Regions from separate parts of the Homo sapiens genome. Here region 1 is linked to region 2. The links are chromatin contacts, found by Hi-C or POLR2A ChIA-PET in ENCODE. All regions are on one chromosome and are shown on one strand. The core of a region is the stretch at or near the end of the contact, and the rest is flanking DNA. Distances in the headings are between cores, read along the strand shown. Region 1 overlaps LIFR-AS1 (LIFR antisense RNA 1). Region 2 holds the start of LINC01265 (long intergenic non-protein coding RNA 1265).

What was found. Hi-C counts contacts between places; a loop is a spot of excess contacts on that map. ChIA-PET counts read pairs that join two places held with the same protein, here RNA polymerase II (POLR2A).
Region 1: a loop to region 2 is called in a map of A673, with 8 times the contacts of the local background. The contact joins the enhancer-like site here to the promoter of LINC01265 in region 2. A Hi-C loop is called at or near these places in 3 of 168 maps with a recorded cell type or tissue (A673, dorsolateral prefrontal cortex and endothelial cell of umbilical vein). POLR2A ChIA-PET finds 5 or more read pairs at or near these places in 2 of 52 experiments (OCI-LY7 and activated T-cell).

What each region holds. Positions count from the first base shown.
Region 1 is chr5:38,658,777-38,662,244 of GRCh38, reverse strand. All of the region lies in intron 8 of LIFR-AS1 (LIFR antisense RNA 1), which reads right to left. Among named protein-coding and RNA genes, the nearest start is that of LINC01265, 60 kb to the left of the region's middle. RefSeq lists an enhancer at 1,644-1,938. Within about 2 kb of position 1,729, at least 9 of the 41 ENCODE cell types and tissues checked have a DNase peak (open chromatin) inside an H3K27ac peak, as active enhancers do; they include A673, where a contact is called at or near this core.
Region 2 is chr5:38,717,954-38,721,579 of GRCh38, reverse strand. LINC01265 (long intergenic non-protein coding RNA 1265) reads left to right here and starts at 1,307. Exons shown (of 5, transcript NR_104631.1): 1 at 1,307-1,395. The region is part of intron 3 of OSMR-DT (OSMR divergent transcript); the gene reads left to right.

The DNA of each region.
Region 1 (3,468 bases), core at 480-2,979, 60 kb after region 2:
CAATTGGAAGCACTTTCAAGGAAGGCAAAGTCTGTTGACGACTGATAACATTGTAAAATCCAGATAGTCCGAATCAGGATTTCTTTGGGGGGCTCAGATCAGTTAGAAAATCTTAGCAGTGCCATGATTTGAATAATTATCTTTACTTCTTTTTTTGTGTATGGCTGTTGTGGAGGAAGCTTGCCCTTGACATCAGTAGGAAAAGCATCTCCTGAACATTGTCAGAGTCATTGGTGACTCTGAGTTTGATGCTGACTTGGACAACTAGGTAAGAAAACGTGCCTGCAGTGCTCTGTATCTGAGCTGTAAAGATCTACCTTATGAACCTATGTCTAACATCTAGTTTTTCACCAATTTTTCATGCTGACCAGAAGCAAACATTCGTGGTTCTTTTGTTTAGGAGAGATACCTGGAATTTCTAGGGTTTGTTTCATAAATATCTGAACTAAATAAATACCTTTGAAAGCCACGAGAATTATAGGCATCTTTTCCTTCCATCTGGTATGTTTGTATGGGTGGTATGGTTGTTTTTTTTTTTTTTTCCTGGATTTTTCCACCCTTTGCCTCCCTATAATTTGTGGGCCTTGAGAAAAGTCACGGTTTGCCCTGTAAATGTAGAGGGGAGCTTGTTAAATTGGGGTCATTCCATTTTTTTCTTGTCACCTAGGTTCTTGTCTGCAGTGCTCCAGGGAGTGGGACCACAAGGAATAAAGAGCTTCAACACAGAGAGATGGATTTCCAGCCTCAAAAGCTGGAAAGATGGCAGTGTTTCTGAGATTAAATGGCTCCTGGAAAGTAAACCTCACTGGGGACAGGAGCAGAATGTGGAGGCTGCCCACCCGCCTGTCATCTGATCCAGTGGCAGCTCAGAGGGAATAAAACCATCAGGTCTCCTAAAGACACTTAGGAGGATAGGAGGCCCTTGAATAACTCCACCCATCCATCCACTGGGACTGCAGAAAAGGCAATTAACTCTCATACACACCTGGGAAGCCAGGCATTTTCCCCCACTTTAAAATGAGTAAGGGACTTTCTCCAAGGTCACTCAGTCAGGTTAGGTCAATTCTGGAAATAGATCTGAGGCAGTACCATACACATACCCCACCCCCACCCCCTGCTCCACCCCTCCCCGACCTGGCTTCTAATTTGCAGGTCAATTCTTTCCTTTTTGCTGTGATCACTGATTTCCTCCTCTCCTCTTTTTTAAATTTAATTTTTCATATTTTCCTCCAGCTTTATTAAGATATAATTGACAAACTGTATATATGGTGTACGATGTGATGTTTTAATATATGTATACATTGCAAAGTATTAAATCAAGCTAATTAACACATCTAACACCTCGCATACTTATCCTCTCCCCTTTTCCTTTTCTTTATTTAAAAATATCTGACAAATAAAGATTGTCTATCCCCCTTTTAAAATGTGACTAGTAGTTTAACAAAGCCTTTAAATTTTTTTAATTATGCAAAAATTCAAATATATACAAAAGTAGAAATGAAGTGGCATCTTGTCTGGGGTAAATGACCGAGGTTCGTCATCTCACGCCAAAGAAATCGAGGGCTCCAAAACACAAGAAGTGAGTTTAAGGGCAGAGGCTTAATAGGCAAGAGGAAAGAGAAAAGAACTCTCTCTCTGGCAGGAGGAGAGAGAGAGAGAGGGACTCCTGGGCGGGTGTTCCGGTTTCATAGTGAAATGCCCGGGATTTTATAGACGAGCTTGAGGAGGCGGTGTCTGATTTACATAGGGCCCAAACATTGGTTGGACCAGGTGTATCATTTACATAGCACATGAGGAAGCTGGCCACCCCACCCTGATCTTTTATTATGCAGACAGGTTCTCTACGCTGCCTGCGCCATGTTGCCTGTTCCTTTACTGTAGTCGTGGTTGACAAGGAAAACGGAAGAAGGAACCTCCATGTTGAACATGTCTGGCCCCCAGGTAGTCTTTTCCTATTGGCACAGCTGCCGGCATTCACCCGTGCAAGCTTCTAGCTTGCTTACCTATGCCTGCAGCTCGATTTTACAGGCTGCTCTTTGTTAGAAAAGAAATGATTTGGGGGCTGCTTTTTGTTAAAAGGGAAACCTTACTGAAGACTCTCTTACCCTAACTGCCTAAATAATTTATTTTTAGCTCCTGTTTTAGCCCAGACCTCAGTCATATCTGGCCTCATACTTCTTGGTAGACATACCTAAGCATTGTAGATATTTTCATGTGTAATCATATGCCATTTCCCACTCACAAAAATCGTTAATATTATCTCCCACACACTTGTATCTAAATGCCCCTAAAAAAAAAGTCAGCTTGCCATTGATTTGATTGAACAAGAATCCCATCAGGCTCCTTTCATTACATTTGCGTGTAATATATCTTCTGTCTGTTTTTTTTCCCCCCCTCTGTCGCCCACACTGGGTTGCCCAGATTGGAGTGCAGTGGCACGATCTGGGCTCATGGCAACCTCTGCTTCTCGGGTTCAAGCGATTCTCCTGCCTCAGCCTCCCTAGTAGCTGGGACTACAGGCGCATGCCACCATGCCCGCTAAATTTTTATTTTTAGTAGAGACAGGGTTTTACTATGTTGGCCAGGCTAGTCTCGAACTCCTGACCTCAGATGATCTGCCTGCCTCGGCTTCCCAAAGTGCTGGGATTACAGGAGTGAGCCACTGTTCCTGGCCTCTTCTGTCTGTTTCTATTCTTTTCCTTCCCTGTCAAGTATTTCTTTAAGAAACCAGATCAATTGGGCCGGGCGCGATGGCTTATGCCTGTAATCCCAGCACTTTGGGAGGCCGAGGCAGGTGGATCATGAGGTCAGGAGATTGAGACCATCCTGGTTAACACGGTGAAACCCCGTCTCTACTAAAAATACAAAAAAATTAGCCGGGCGTGGTGGCGGGCACCTGGGAGGCTGAGGCAAGAGAATGGCGTGAACCCGGGAGGCAGAGCTTGCAACTCCAGCCTGGGCAACAGAACAAGACTCCGTCTCAAAAAAAAAAAAAAAAAACCCGATCAATAGTCCTAGTGCTCATTTATTTTTCCACTGTTACCCACTGTTATTATATGTGTATTATTTGAGGATGAAGAGTTGGAAAATCTCTTCCACCAAAATCCTAGCAATAAATAGAAAGCATTAAGTATTAAGAAATAAGCTATTCTTAATATGTAGATGAGGCATAGGTGATGATGATACATGTAAAAATAAAAGAATGTCTTTAGATTTTAAAATAGATTAGTAAAAAGGGTTATAATATAAACCACTTGTTTTGGTTTAAGTGTAGCACTTTTCTAGAGATACAAAGTAAAGTACCTGGACAATAACTCATTTTTGAGGCACTAAATTGAAACCGAAAAAGAATGTACACTCGTAAAATTGTCTGGACTGACCCTGGGAAAAACAGTCAATTAGTTGCCTTTTTTTCTCTCCTGGTCAATTCCCCACACCCTGTTATCTATTAATAATTTATTTTTAATT
Region 2 (3,626 bases), core at 58-2,557:
TACTTTCCCTTCTACTCCTCTGTAGTTAAGCAATCCATTGGGTCAAAGGTACCACTAACCATCAGCTAATGTTGATGGTTCTACCTTTAAAATTTATACAGAATATAACCCAGTTCATATTCTGGATTCTGCTACAACCAAGTTCATTGCTTACATTCCACCTTGATCCCTGACAAACACAGCAGCCAGCATGGTCCTTTCAGGAACATCAGTCCCAGCACATTACACCTATGCCCTTCCCAGCCCCACATGTTCTCCAGGGCCTTACATGGTCTCCTCTGTGATATGGTTTAGCTCTGTGTTAACACCCAAATCTCATGTTGAATGTAGTCCCCAGTGTTGGGGGAGGGACCTGGTGGGAGGTTATTGGATCATGGAGGTGGATTTCCCCCTTGCTGCTCTCATGATAGTGAGTGAGCTCTCACGAGATCTTGTTGTTTGAAAGTGTGTAGCACTTCCTCATTTACTTGCTCTCTCTCTCCTTCTTTGCCATGTGAAGAAGGTGCTTGCTTCTCCTTCACCTTCCACCATGATTGTAAGTTTCCCGAGGCCTCCCCAGCCATGTCTCTTGTACAGCCTGTGGAACTGTGAGTCAACTAAACCTCTTTTCTTCATAAATTATCCAGTCTCAGGTAGTTCTTGATAGCAGTGTGAGAAGGACTAATATGCTCCACTAACTTCATGACGAGCATGTACACTCACTGCTTCAACTTCAGCTATTTCCATGCTAGCTAATTTCCTTCTCACGCATGGTGAGACATGCATTTCAATTATCTTCTTAGTTTCTTCTAACTCTTGCCTATTTACCTCATTCAAAAAATGTTATTTCCTCTCCTTTCTTGGTCCCTTTTGTGATCCAAGAAATAAGCTGTATTAAGCCTAATGAACCTAGGAATAATTTTAGAGATTTAACTACCCTGGGGTTTGCAATGAAATTAGATTAAACAAAGAACCTAGTTGGCATCCTCTGAAGTTTTTCAGAATCTTACTTCTATAGCGTATATCAGCATCCCCACAGAGGTTTCGATTGCCTCCTTCTGCTCTCCTAATAATCCTGCTATTCTTTCGAAGGCCAGCCTCTTTCAAATTATGTAATCTTTCCAAAATAACATCTTACTTAGGATTATTGTTTTTATGATTGTTTAAATAGTAATATAGAAAAATAGGGTTTTCTTATTTCTTTCCTTTGCAATAAACAATTTTCAACAGTATAATAGCTTAAATAGGTGATTGTGATGTCACCCTTAGGATATAATCACTGCTTGTCACATCGTTTCTGTAGAAAAACCAACTCACATAGGATGAAATGTGATGGGGTGAAATCATGGCAGTGTGATTTTCAAACACCAACTTGCCTTGGAAGGGAATGTGGGGATGTGCACTGCTGGAAGCCATGTGAGTTTTGAGAGTATGTAAATTCAGATGACTGGAGGGAATGTGGTGTAGTAAACAATTATGCAGTGCCTATTTGTGTGTGCATAATTGGTTGCTAGGACTGAGCATTAGTCACCAAATTACAAAAGCATGACTTTTCCTTCAGTGGATGTAGCACTTTCCCAGGATACACAGCTTGGGGACAGTAGCATGGGTTAGAGTTTTGCCCCATTCGCTCACTCGGTAGAGGTCTGTGTGCAGTGTACAATTTGCACAACTATATGTGGGCCCCTGCTAAGTTATCCAGAAAAATTGCATTCATATGATGTCCTACAAAATGCCAAAATCTACAAAGCAGTCAACCTGTATAGTCTACAGAGAAAGGAAGGACACGCTTATTCTAGTGACCCAGATTCAAATCATAGCCAAAGAAGCAGTGAGGATAAAAGGTCAGAGAAAAAAGTCACACAATCCTGGAGTTGGGAGAGAAAGAATGGGGCATGGATGAGGCAAAGGGAGACAAAGAGGAAACAGATTGGAGAGAGGGAAGAGAAAGGAAGGAAGGAAAGAAGGAAGGAAGGAAGGAAGGAAGGAAGGAAGGAAGGAAGGAGCAAAGAAGATTCATGCATAAAAAATATAAGTTATTTTTGAAACAGTCATGAACCCCCCCCCTTTTGGAGGCATTGTTGTGGGGAGACAGAGATGAGTCCTGATCCTTAAGATTGATCTACTCACATGCAAAAGAAGGAGCAAAGCAATTACACACAAACACACACACACAGACACACACACACACACACACGCAATGAGGCAGCCATCCTTATAAATTTCAAACTGGAGCAAGGCACAAGAAGTCCATATTAGTCACTATTAATAGCTATGCCAATGAAAAGTTCTTGCTTCTCAGACCAGCACACCATTCTCAGAAGCCAAAGGAGGAGAAAGCTTCAGAGAGCTAAAGTTAAATCAGTTCAGAAGAGGAAATGCTCCCAGGGATTTCACTGTTTCATTTCACAACACCTGATAAGCTGTAAACAAGAGACAGATGGGACATTGATTTTGAGTCTGTGTGTCCTTCAGATAATCTACGCAGGCTAGGTAAGATGAAAATAAAGGGACGGGCTAGGGCCGGGATTTTAGAGCTTGAAAATATTTTGCTGCCTGGGAGAGTGTCTGTAAGCAGATGATAATAATGACAGTTGGCTGTAGTCCTTGGCAGATGCATTTCCCAAGCATTTTCAGACTTAATGAGACCAGAGAGCATCCCGTGGGGCAGGACAGTCATGTTATTAGCAGATTACGGTAAGGAAATGGGGGATATCTATGGGTTCAAGTGAGCGATGGGGACACCAGAAGTAAGTATCTCAGCCTGAATCTTCACAAACACTTTTGCTTCCAACTTTCTCCCAGGAGGGGCAGGGGAAAGGGGTGGCTTGAAGTATGAATGTGATTTCAGGGAAGAGGAGAATGATTCTCCACGTGTACATTTAGTCCCTTGTCCTCATATTTGCACACATGCCCATGATGCTGCCTGAGCTGGCAGAAACCACCCCACTACAATGGGGCCTGTATATATTGTACCACTTGCACAATTATATGTGGGACCCTGCAAAGTTATCCAGAAAAAAATGTACTCATATGAACCCTAGTCATCCAGCTGCCAGCACTTTCTCAGTACCCTTCCCTGGTTTGAAGATTTCCAGATTTATGAATCCCACTTCTCCAGGAAGAAACCAGAAACTCACTTTCCTAAGTTGTCTATAGCTGGACACAAGCATGGCCCTGGCCTCCTCAGATAGACCATGCCAGACTTTGATTGTAGGAGAGCCTTGTGGAAGAAAGAGTGCGGAGTGGAGGAATTCTGATGAGGGTGACAGAGAGACACTTAGTTTGCAGAGACAAAGGTTGTGGTGGTTCCAGTGGTAGTTCCCCTGCTGTGCTGTAACAGCAGAGACTCTCCTGGAGCAATAATTGAGGTATTCTACCCAGCTCAGTAGCCTCCAAGCCTGATTGTCCAACTCTGTGTAAAAACCAATACAGTTCAGTGACTACAATTGAAGTAGCTACAGTGAATTCTGTTGTTTGCAACCAAAAACTCTTACTAATTGTCTTTGTACTTATAGGCGATGCAAAAACAAAACAAAACAAAACAAAAAACACCCAAACTTCAGTAATTAAAATGAAATTTTCATGTAATAATTTTAGAAAGGATTTAGGTATTCAAAAATGCTTTTGCAAAAAGTATAAATGTA